2 separate regions of the Homo sapiens genome follow, and region 2 is linked to region 1. The links are chromatin contacts, found by Hi-C in ENCODE. All regions are on one chromosome and are shown on one strand. Each heading gives the region's core, a stretch centred on a gene start or an enhancer-like site at or near the end of the contact. The rest is flanking DNA. Distances are from core to core; before and after follow the strand shown. Region 1 overlaps UNC5C (unc-5 netrin receptor C). Region 2 holds the start of UNC5C (unc-5 netrin receptor C).

Region 1 (6,289 bases), core at 1,538-4,037:
TGGATCCACTGCCCAACCTGAAAATCAAAGTGTACAACACCTCAGGTGCTGTCACCCCCCAAGATGACCTCTCTGAGTTTACGTCCAAGCTGTCCCCTCAGATGACCCAGTCGTTGTTGGAGAATGAAGCCCTCAGCCTGAAGAACCAGAGTCTAGCAAGGCAGACTGATCCATCCTGTACCGCATTTGGCAGCTTCAACTCGCTGGGAGGTCACCTTATTGTTCCCAATTCAGGTAATTCCTAGAGGTTTAAATTGCAAAGAGGCAGCTTGAAACATATTTTTCCATACCAAAATCTTTTTTGTTCGTGGGATGTTTTCATTAGGCCTGAAATGTTAAATGTGACCTATCCAGCCCAAATCTACTTTCAATGTAAACAGAACATTACTTCAGACAAATCAGCAAAACCATTTCTCTTCCTCCAACTAATTCTGAAAACACTTCCTCTAGAAATTCTATACTCACAACTTTCTGCTGAGGTGTAATTTAGAACCATCATTGACCTCCTTTTTACTAGAACTTCAGAAGGCAACATCAAGCCACAAGTCCTAATGTTGTCATTATACTTTAAAAGGACGAATTAATTATTAAATATATCATTTGATTAAGTTCCAATTTACTACATGAAGCAATAATACAGAAAACAAATTTTTTGATCATCAGAGGTATCATAATAGACATCAAATCTTCATTTATTAACCTAACTTGATCACACAGTCTTTCACCTCACAGTATTGATAGTGTACACTGTACTCACTCCTACCTCTGATATTTGTATCCAGAATCACCAGATTCATCAGGTGTGCTTTTGTACTATTACTTGGTTTCAGTTTATTATGTAGTTTCTCTGCATCTAGACAATAAGCCTCATAAAGGTCTTTCATGGTGAATGAAGGTTAATGCCTGATACTGTTGGATTAAAAATCGATATTCATTAATCAATATTAGTAATGAGCTTGGAACCATGGGTCATAAAAGGGTTAATGGCTTCCTCTCTAAATCTATCTAATTCTTTTGGGCAAGGCTGTGAGTATTTTGTAAATACAGTAATACCTAAAATGTAAATACCTAAAGTGTTGTCACATTGAAAAAACATAATATGTGTATACTCAAGGAATATACAGACCAAAGAGTCTTCAGGCCTGAATATGAAATTTTATTTGATTCTTCCTGTCATTCACTCTTTCATTTCAATGCCTTGGCAACTTTTACCCTAAACCTTTAAAAGTATATTTTAACAAAATCAAAACATTTAATAAAATATTTTTTTCTTCACAGTTTACATAGCTGAGATCATGTATTATATAATGTTTTCCACCCTTTTCTCATTAATCCTCATGCTATTGCATGCTCTTTAAAATCATGATTTTAAATATCTTTATAACAGTCCATTATTGAATGAATCAAAACATACTTTAAGGTTCTTCCATTGTTTAAACATTACAATTGTTCTCAAAATAGTTCTTTTCCCTCTGAAATGTATTGGATTCTGCCTTTTCTTCCCATTTCTACCTACCACTTTTTCATATGTGCATTATTATAAAGGCCTCTTAAGTGGAAGGGAGTGAGCTAGCATGTTTTAAATTCTTCCTATGTATTAGGCAATGGTGATCAACATATGATATTTTATTTAATGGACAAACAATAGTTACCTATTACTTTATATTCATAATGCTGTTTCATCCCTATAACAAAGATTAAGGTATGTTTTATGTTTTCAATGAAAAAAATAAAAGCACTGAGGCTTGGTAGCCTCATGTGTGATCTTCCTGCTGTGTCCTCCACAAATCATTCTGTACATTGACAGTCCACTTCCTACAACACCAGGGCTCTCACATTACTCTCCTTCTCAAGAGGTCTGTGGCTCAACATCTTCAACCAGTTACATGAAGGCCTACTACCTCTTAACTCTCCATTCTTTTTTCTTGAGACTTTCCAGTGTGGTCAGGCAAGTTTTCATATTGCCCCACGCTCATTTGGCATATTCCATTTCCTCGCTAATTAAATTATGAATTACTCAAAGACAGGAAGACTATCTTTTCCTTTTTGAAATTCACAACAGTGTCAAACACTGTACTCACAAGGATGCTTCATAAATTTGTATGGAGCTGAAGGAAGCTGGATTTTAGGGGAATCAAATGATGGAGCCAAACATCTTTGGAGTGCTGTCCACACTGAATCACTCTTTGTGATGATGAGCAGTGGTGTGGGCCCCAGACCATCACCATGGGCATCACCTGGCAACTGGTTGAACTAAAAAATCTACCCCACACCCCATATCTCTGAATCAGAAACTCGGGGTAGGGACCAGTAATCTGTGGTTTAACAAGCTTTCCAGGTGGTTCTGACCTGAGCTCAAATTTGCAAGCCACTGCCACAGCAGACACAGTTAGCTTAGAACACAGCCCAATCTAATAGTTCTGCCAAAGGGCACCGATTAGCAACTAACTAGAAACGCTTTGACCTGCTGTGACTAAACTAGGAGTTAGTGTTCACTTTCTAGAGTTATGTATAATAAAAGGTCTTCACCAATTCTTATACCATTGTGGAATTACATTGATGCTAACCGGATATTTAAAAAATACATGTTGTTTTTTTTTTTATGTTGAAGTTGGCATTTCCCTGACTTTGAATCTTGTGGGGATTTTAAAAAAAAATGGAAATGATGCATCATTACAGCTGTTTGAAATTTTGAGCAGTTGTTGGTTTTCCCCTTGTCTTGCAAGGAAAACAACAGTGGAACCATCTGTCTGTTCCTCAAATAAAACAAGAGTTTAAAAAGTTACATCATTCCTTTAAGTAATTGCATAAGAGTTCAGAGGGAGCCGTGGTAAGGAGGCCAATGAGGAAGGAAAATGGAGCAACTCGGAATATTTACATGTCTTTAGAGAAAATGAAGCAGGCTTATGGCTGCGCGGTCACAAAATCTCCTCATTCCCTTTTACGTGCTGCAAAAGTCTTAAATGACTGCTTTTCTCTTTTGCTATTCAGGAGTCAGCTTGCTGATTCCCGCTGGGGCCATTCCCCAAGGGAGAGTCTACGAAATGTATGTGACTGTACACAGGAAAGAAACTATGAGGTAAATATGCTTTTTCTGGTGCACTGACTTTACCAATGTCTAACTTGGAGGAGAATTGTACAATAGACACAATAAACCCAACATATTTTTGTCTCAAGTGCCTTGCTTCTGGCATACATTCTTTTTCCCTTGACCTACAAAAGGTCAGGTTTTACTTCTCTTTGTCTTTGAGGCTCCAGACGCTTTTGCAGATCTTGAATATGGGTAGAAGGCTAGAGATCTTTTCCCAAGTGGACACGTTGCCATATTTCCTGGAAAAATGTCCAGAAATGTGATCCCTAGATTGTCCAGAGAGACAAGTGGGTAGACACAGAGACGTCGACTTCATGGCATCTGGCTCAGGAATCCAGCCTGTTCCCATTACAGAGTCAAAGGTCACAAAGGATTGGACAACTCCTCCAATCCCTACCGCTCCCACTCAGCCTAGCCCTTAATTCTGACCCACGATTCTTCCTTTTGTGACTGTCTTCTAGCTTAAGTATTACTAATTTCCTTCTTATGTTTAACACTTATAAATTCCACATTAGGCTGTTCAGAATGGGTCTAGGATTGATTAAAACTAGATTGAATTAAAAGGTTTTGTTTAGAATGTTTCATAATCATAAAGAAGAAGTTATTTTAAGTAAAAATAACAAGAGGCATTGAGAAGTCCTAAATTCAATTTTCAGTTTGGCCTCTAACAAATCGTATTGGGTATTTCTTGATTAGTTTCCATGTAAAATGCGTGTGTTAAATAGTGCTTTAGAAGCCTGATTAATGCTTCTGAAGTACACCAAGATCTTAAAATGAAAGATGTTGTTAAAATGGAGATCCTCATCATGTAATTATCATTGTTTTTCCCAAGGGGAAGAGCATCGGCTCCTCAGCCCTGAGCTCTGAATATAAAGCATGAGTGACAATGCAGAACTAGGTTATCATTATAACACATTATACCTTTTCTTTTCCCAGCTCTCATCCTCAGAAAAACGTCCATTTTTAGCCTTGTTCTTCACTAGCCATAAAGCTTTTGTATTATGCTCTCAGGTGGAGATACTGGCATTTATAATTGGTGTGACCCAGAACATTTTTTTCCTCGGGTGGTGTACTTCCACCTACATAAATACTAGCCTGTCTAAGAAAATAATACAATTCTTGAGCATTATTCATGCCTTAAATTTGAGCAACAGAAAAATCACTAAAAGGCTTGTATTTACCCACATCAAATATTCATTTTTTTCATTCCCAATGCAAAGCAACATTCACAGGCCCTCAAAGCTCCCTTCTTTTGCATCAGGAGAAAAGAAGATCAGCAAACTCCAAGATCTCTTTATTTTATTTTATTTTTCTTTCTCTCTTCCAGAGTCAAGGTTAGCATTAAGTACATCTATCCATCAAGGCCTTTGTCAGCGTGGACATTTTGTTTAAATAGAAATAAGTATTGGCTTGTGCTTTATGGTGAGAAACAGTAAGATGCCTGAGCTCTCCTATTTTCCATCAGATTATCATTATCTGCAGCTGAAGATCAAGCCTTAAGGGGCTGCTGCAGGCACGGGCTGAAGCTGAAAGAGGTGTGCACTCACGTGCCTGCTCTCCCCATACTTTCCTTGGCAGCCGAACCAGGATAATTGTACATTTTAGATGAAAGAAAGAGAAAACAGAAAATTGATAAAGCTAGACACTTTTCTGCTGTTAGGGTTCTCTGCCTTTGACTATAATGAAACGGAAACTATAAATCACTCCTTGCTATGCCTACCATCTGAAGTTAGGTGCAGAGGGAATTACTCTGTTGAATTTGGTGTGCATAAAAGAAGTTCTGTTTATAAAAATGAAGCTAGGAAAACCTCAAGATCTCAAAAGAAAATATGCACTACAGACCATGAACCAAGAAACAAACACAGGAGGATAACAGTTTCAGATAAATGAGAAGTCTTCTCTTCACTAGTTTTCTGTTATGAACCAGATGCATTTTTATTGTAAAACACAATGGCAAGAATGTGCTTTAGGATATAGTCATAAAACAAAGCATCCCTGCCCTTCATCCAGCAAACTCTTAATTTCATTTACTTCTCACTACGTTCTGCAAGCTGTGATGAGCTCCACTTTAAAGATGAAGAAACTGAGGCACAGGGGAATTGGGTTCCAAAGCCAAGGTTTCAGTTAGTACCTTAGCAAGGCAGAATTCAGACTCAGGCTTTTCTGATCACAAAGCACTTTCTGCTTCCTAATGTGCCATCCTCCTCCATTGCACCAATGCACAAACCAAACCTCTGCCTATGTATTACGGTGCATTTTTGGATACACTTTCTATTGCTCACTAAAGATCCTTTCTATCCACACATGATACAAGACAGAACTTCTTTGGAAGAAGACTCTGTGAGGACATCAGGAGCTGTGATGTTACTATGCATTCGTAGGAAAATTCTGAGCATTTTTCTCCATTTTCCTTCTCTCTGATTACTTTTATTGCATCCCAAACTGGGTATGTTTCCAGCTGGATGGTATCCAGCTGGTCATCTGCGGATGTGAATTGTCTGAAGGGAGGCGTGAACTTAATTACATGTGGCATAGTGAATGTGACAAGAGGGGTCTTATCATTGCTGAATATGCTCTAAGCGAAAGTGCAGGCTGGCAGCTGAACAGCCTGAATGAGCCACAGAGATGGGACAAGCGGTCTCTGACCAAAGAGGGTGCAGAGCTGCAAGGCTGTGCTCAGGATTTCTACCTCTCCTGCTTTACAGATCTCTGGAAAGGCGGCGACGCCTTTGTTTTCCTGGTGGATACAATTTCCACAATTAATGCTGCTAACATGGGCCTTTTTGCCTTGTTTCTAGTAGCAGTTTGCACAAATGAACCCGACCTAGACTGAAATTTTGTTCTTTATTGATTCTTGTTGGAAAACAATTGGAATTGAAGATATGAAAGTTGATTTTCCCTTTTCTCTGCATTCTGTACTCACCTAGCAGTTTTATCAAAGGGTGAAGAAATCAATTTAGAAATTGCAAATACAAAGGTAAATAGAACACCCTTTCTGTAAACCGCAGGGAGCCATGGAAAGTTTCTGAGCAGCTGAGTGACGCAGGAATAGCAGCGCTTTTTAAAGATTGATCCGGTGACAGTGCATGGAATGCATCGGTGGAGGGAACAGAAGGACTCGCCCAGAAGGCTTGGTGCCTGGGTGGGCCCTGGCAGTAATGCAGGTGTGAGGAGAGAGGAGGAGGAGGAACCGGGCCG
Region 2 (6,039 bases), core at 1,624-4,123, 330 kb before region 1:
AGCTGATGTATTGCTGGTGTTTTTCCTGTCCTTTGTGTGGTGCTCTCACTCTCTTCCCCCTTTTCCACCTCATTACTCTATACCACTTCTCAAACCATTCTCCTGCCATCTTTAGGCTGAATTTCAGTATTTAACTACATTTCCTCTTTTAATCTCGTATTCTTTATTTTAAGGAACTAATTGCATGTGGTATCTGTCACTGAGTACCTCAATACCCCAAACAGGAGTAGGCGACAATTTCAACCTTCTTTAGCTGTCCTAGACTTTGAGGAGTCTTCCCCATTGAGCTTTTTTGGCAGGAAATCAGTCAATATTGATTGAGTACCAACTATATATCAGGCTCAGTTTAGGAGCTGTGGTTGAAATAATGAACAAAGGCAAAATCTCTGTCTTAAAAGAGTTAAATTCTAATTTAAGAAGACAGGCAATAAAATTGTAAATAAATAACTTTTGGATGTCGTTGATGTGATGGTGAGTATGTGTGGAGATTTCTTAGTACTTAAGCTGTTGTCCTTCTTAGTAAAATTGTACATATAAATATAAAGTATAATAATAATCCCTTGTGAAGTCATTCTCAAAATACTTGACAAGTTATTAGTGGCCTCGATACACCATAAAATATGGTAGCTGCTGGCCACATGTGACTATTTAAATTAAAATTAAATAAAAATTTCCAATTCACACTAGCCACATTGCATGCAAGTAGCCACATGTATCTCATAACTACGACCTCAGAAAGTACAGATATGAACATGTTCTTCATTGCAGAAATTTCTGCTGAACAGCACTGGTGTAGATAGCATGAGGCTAATGGGAATTTTTCATCAATGGTAAGAACAGCAGTTTACAATTTTGGCGTCAGGCATTTTACATATGTTTAACTTACATAATCCTCAAATAACCCTATGAGATAGTTCCTGTTACTAGACCCATCTTACAAATTAGGGAAGAGAGGCACCTAGCTTTAATGTTCAATATCAGTCAAGTAATAAGAAATGCTAAGAACTGAAGGCAGACAGTCTGGTGCCAGCACCCACCCTGTTGTCAAATATCTTGATGTCTTGGTATGGAGAAGATGAAGAGAGTGAAGAAGGGTTTTGTGTGGTGGACAGAGTCTCCACAGAAATAAGAAGTGGCCAGTTTTGTCAATGTCTTTGGCAAATACTACCTTTTCGGATCTCCCTGATTCATCCGAGATAGGTCTTATTGCCTAGATGGGGCTGTGCAGGCAGAATCATAGAATGTTAGAACTTAAGAGAACTTTGAAACTATCAAAATATTTCACAAATGAAGAAACTGAGACATTCACAGGTTACCTGACTTACCCAGGGTAACAGAGTAGTTATGACCACAGCCAAAATTAGACCTCATGTTTCCTGCGTGTGTGTGTGCATGCGTGTTTACACATGGCCCCCTTGGCACCAAGAGCATAAAATTCCCTGATGTATTATTAGTTTAAAGACATGCTAATCTTGGGAAGTGATTTTCTTTTTCCCAAAATGTTGTCTGTGTCTGTGTGTTGACCTTTTAATAAATTCACTTTCCTTTTGTCTAGTCTTATTTTACCCACCCAATCTTGCATCCCTCCATCATGACCACAGGGATTCACAACCCAGCTACGTAGACAATTATTTCCTGTAGAAAGGTAAACAAATTCATAGCAGCTCGAGTTCTTACACACACTATTAGAAATTTGAAAAACATGTTATAGGCTCCACCATCACTTTGAGTATCTACAAATTTTGCTTTGCATTTTTTTTTTCTAAGAGAGTTTCTCTCGGTATCGCATCACCACCCTTGTCAGCCACCAACATGCACGCAAAGAAAGCACTGTTGCAGAATGAGTTTCCGTCGAGCTTTTAGTTTCTGTTCCACTGCAAAGGGGTCATACGCGCTCAGAACATAAAGCAGTCTGACTGGCGCTGACAACCCCAGGACAGCAGCCGGCTGGGGCAGTGCAAAAGCTTCATGCCTTCTTCCCCAACCAAGAAGGACTTCAGTTCGAGCCCGCACCGGCTTCGTCAACCGCGAGACCCGAAGTCGTAGACCGAGTCCAGTCCTAGGGAATTCGGCTGAGGCTTTGCCGGCGCGGCGAAGAAGGTGGCAGGCGGCAGGCTGAGCTCCACTGGACACAGCCTAGTGGCCCGGGGCGCGCCCGCTGCACTCCCGGCGTCCAGGTCTGGCGCACCGCGGGAGGCAGGCGCGCTGCCACTCTCCGCAGCCGCTTCGTCCCCTGGTCTGTCTCGCCTCGGCTTCAGCGGGCAAACCCACAGCTGGTCTCCTGGGCGCTGATCTCCCTGCAATCCTTGCTTACATAAGGCGGGCGGGCGTGCTCCCGCCCCCGGTTACCCCCCAGAGGAGTTGTGCTGCGCCCTCTACGCCTCCTTGGCGAGCGCCTTCGCGCACCCGTGCGCCCTACTCTAGGATGTGAACCTCCTTGGCCACCCAGCAGCGACAGCCGGGACATCTCTCCGCCGGCGTGAGAACACTGAGATTGGAGACCAGAGCGCCTGACGGTGCCCAAGCTTCCTCCCTCCGTTCCCTCCTCCTCCAACTCCCCCCACTTCAACCCCCACCCCCACCCCCACCCCCGGTGTCTGTGTGTGTTCCTCACAGGCGAGGGGACCCGGAGAGCAGTCCAGACTTCGGCGTGCGGCGGAGCTGCGGCTGCTCCTGCTGCTGGGGGGAGCGGCGGAGGTGGCCGCCTTGCGCCTCCCTGGACTTCCCAAGTGGGGGCAGAGCAGTCGCTCGCGGGAGACGTCAGTTAGAAGGCATTGGGAAAGAGGGACCTTCAAACTCCTCCTCGGCGTCTCCTCTCCTCCCCCTTTTGGCCCCTGCCTTTGGAGAAAGTGGAGTGTGGCGCTTGGTTGTCGTTATTTCTTCGGACTGCTTCGCGGTGCACGGATTCAGCTTCTGCCCAGTGGGGCTTTCAGCTGTTTGCGCGTCTCTCTGTCCCCCTCCCCTCCCCCCGGCACACCTCTGTCTACGATGAGGAAAGGTCTGCGGGCGACAGCGGCCCGCTGCGGACTGGGACTGGGATACTTGCTGCAAATGCTCGTGCTACCTGCCCTGGCCCTGCTCAGCGCCAGCGGCACTGGCTCCGCCGCCCAAGGTAAGGGGGTCCGCCAAGCTCCGCGGCCACCTCCCTTAGCTTCTTCCTTCCCTCCTTCCTCTCCTCCTCCCCAGTTCTCTTGACTTCCTCAATTTGCCTCGTTGCTTTCAACTGGAAACCACTCTAAATTCCACTTTCCCAACTAGTCAAGAAGCTTTGATTATAATAATAATAATTATTATTATTATTATGTTTAATCTATCTTCTGAGATGGGCACGAATGGACCAGGGACGAACGGGGTGTGGACACGCAGCCGATCCGTCTCCATACGTGTGGGAGCCTGGAGTGTCTTGTGCCCTTTCAGCTCCGCACGCGCACGTTGTTGCATATTGCACACACGGAGGTTTGGAAAGACTCTCGGTGCGGGTGGCTGTGTGACATACCGTAGATGCACCCCGAAGCGCATGATGCGCAGAGGCTCCCCGCGCTGTGCCAAGACTGGGGTAGCAGGATCTTCACTGAGTCTCTGAGCACACTAGACCCCGAAGGGCGCTCAGCTAAGGAAATGTGTCCATTACTGTCAAGGACTCAAAAGCACCCGTCCCCCTCGCCTGCTGCTTCAGGTGCTGTGGAAATACACAGCTCACCCGAATCCGCGTACCCGGCTGGAGGCAGGCCCGGGATGTGCATGCCTCTGCACTCATACATACCCCGCTTCATGCCTGCTTCCCACCAGGGGATGTAGAAATGAAAATCCCGGAGCTCTGGGGGAACCGGCTGCTTGTTCAAACCAAATCCGAAACTCCCCGGGGTAGTCGACCAGTTTATAACTCTGACATTTTAATTTAACGCCTGTGAACTTTAACATAAGTGACCGGGGCCCTGGGCGAAGCCGGGTTGGGAAGAGTGTGGCCGGGAGTTGGGGATGGGTAAGGGAGGAGGGGAGGCTCCGGAGCTGATCGCCCGGCTCCCTTCTTGTCCGCCTAGTTTGAAGTGTTAGCAGCAGCTCCCAGCCTTCAAAGCCGGGAAAGCTGACTGGAAGGGAGCGCAGAAGAAAGAGCCAAGGCTGTCCCCTCCGGGGTCTCTTTCAGGTCACCTGGGCCCCAAAACTTCTGGCCAAGCCCAGCTCCTACTTGGGTCTCTTAGCCCACTTCAGTGGTGATAGCCGGCTCAGGCGAGGCAGCTCAGCTTTTCCTGGAAGAGGAGAGAATGAAGGAAGCTTATGCAGCATTCAGAGGCAATTCAGGGATTCTCCCTTCACTCTCGGTTACTCTTCCTTCCAAATTTGGAGAGTAAAGGGAGGCTTTACGATAGCCCCAACTCCCCAGGTGATGTTCAGACACCCTAGGGTTTCCGGACAGCATTCCCTCTGATCTTAGAGAGGCGCTGGGGGTGGGGATGGGGGTGTTGGAAGCGGAGGAGAGCGCCTAGCATAGGAGTGCGGTCTGGGTGGAGAGGTAAGTGATTAGCAAGGCTTTGTGAATTAGCGATAGCTTCTTCGGAAGTAAATTTTCCTGCTGCCCTGCTAAGTGGCCCTGCTCATAAATCCTTCCTTCCTTTCTCGCCAGATGCCTCCCATCCCTGAGGTTCTGCTCTGGTTTTCTTATGCACACCTCCAGAGTTCATCTGTCTGTCTATTTAAAAAGGAATCTCCACCGAGAATCATAGCTTGTGGATTTCCTAAAATTGATAAGAAGTTCTCAGGGCGCTAGCCAAGGGTGCTTAGAGGGGGGTGTTTGGAAGCTTAAGTGAACAACCTTATGAATAGTCGTGGAATCAACCGCGCGACTCCCTGTGGAATTCGCCTGCTGTTACTGGGCATACAAAGGACTGAGCCATGGGGGTGGGTGGCGGGAGAGGGGGACGGGGCACGGTGAGAGAACTGTTTGGGAAAAAGACAAGTTAAAGTCCCCAAAGATGCCAAACAAGAGATAGGATTCCTGCTAAGAGCTTACAATAACCAAATTAAAAAGACTGGGTAGAAAAAGGATCAATAAAGATAATCAAACAGCAGATTGTAAATGGATTAATATTGAAAGAAGAAGGGAGAAGAGATTAAAAAGAAAAGATGCTTAGGATAGACTTTTTCTCTTGCACTTTTTGTAGCGTAGGCAAGTTAAAGATTGGGGACTGATTCTCATCTTAAGTGGAAAAAGAAAATGTACTCCGTTGGGTGTATGCATTTCACTGCAGTTCTTGTCCATTTCGTTTATTTAGTTCCTTCAGTTTTTGATTAGTAAAATTTTTGTTTGAATCTCATGGTCTGTAAAATGCACTATTCCACCGCTTTTATCTTTGTTATCCTCCATGTTCCAGGGATAGCAGCTCTTCCTGTGTTGTCTGTTAGTTATCAAAGGAAGGATAAAGCACCAAACTCCACTATCAGCTACTACCTTCATCACTGCAGTACAGTAACCCAGCCTGTTTATCTTGAGCCACCGTTAACACTTTCCTTGCAGAATCACACATTTTATAAATGGTCTGATAGTCAGACCTCCTTTTCCTTCTTATTCTTCTTCTTTCTCCTTTCCTTGGACTAGAACACTAGCCCATACCCTCAAGGTATGATTTCCTTGTGGTGATGACTTAAAGATCCAAATGAACTATTTCTTATGAATGAAAGTCCAAGAGCAATTAACATGGGAAAGTTACTTTAAGCACTTTACAATGTGGATGAGGTTTTTATTCTGTTGCTGAAGTACTGCAAAAATTAGAAGTATGTATATATATCTTCAGAGATAATCAAGGAAACAACAGATATTTAAGATAAAACATAGAATAGGCATTATTTGTGAGTGTACTGAGTTTTGTAACTGTGGTTTAGGCAGCAGTCATTTTCAATAGGTCCTTGGGAAATTCTCTAGGCTGTAGGCAACAACTTTCTCCTTTCTGGCTATGCCCTAATTGTTTCATTCAGGATTGCTGGGAACTCCTAGCTCCAGGGAATTTGTAGTGTTTGTGACTTCCAAGAATGAAAGATTTTACT

What was found. A loop is a pair of places that touch in the nucleus more often than their neighbours do. Pooled maps may share reads with other maps.
Region 2: a loop to region 1 is called in a pooled map, with 1.9 times the contacts of the local background. The contact joins the promoter of UNC5C here to the enhancer-like site in region 1. A Hi-C loop is called at or near these places in 1 of 168 maps with a recorded cell type or tissue (prostate gland) and 3 of 50 pooled maps.

What each region holds. Positions count from the first base shown.
Region 1 is chr4:95,212,914-95,219,202 of GRCh38, reverse strand. UNC5C (unc-5 netrin receptor C) reads left to right here. Exons shown (of 16, transcript NM_003728.4): 9 at 1-234; 10 at 2,992-3,079. Among named protein-coding and RNA genes, the nearest start is that of UNC5C, 330 kb to the left of the region's middle. RefSeq lists an enhancer at 1-259. Within about 2 kb of position 2,787, at least 2 of the 41 ENCODE cell types and tissues checked have a DNase peak (open chromatin) inside an H3K27ac peak, as active enhancers do.
Region 2 is chr4:95,545,807-95,551,845 of GRCh38, reverse strand. It overlaps UNC5C (unc-5 netrin receptor C), which reads left to right and starts at 2,873. Exons shown (of 16, transcript NM_003728.4): 1 at 2,873-3,112. The coding sequence starts at 2,989. UNC5C-AS1 (UNC5C antisense RNA 1) reads right to left here and starts at 2,698. Exons shown (of 5, transcript NR_183914.1): 1 at 2,615-2,698. RefSeq lists an enhancer at 2,302-2,431.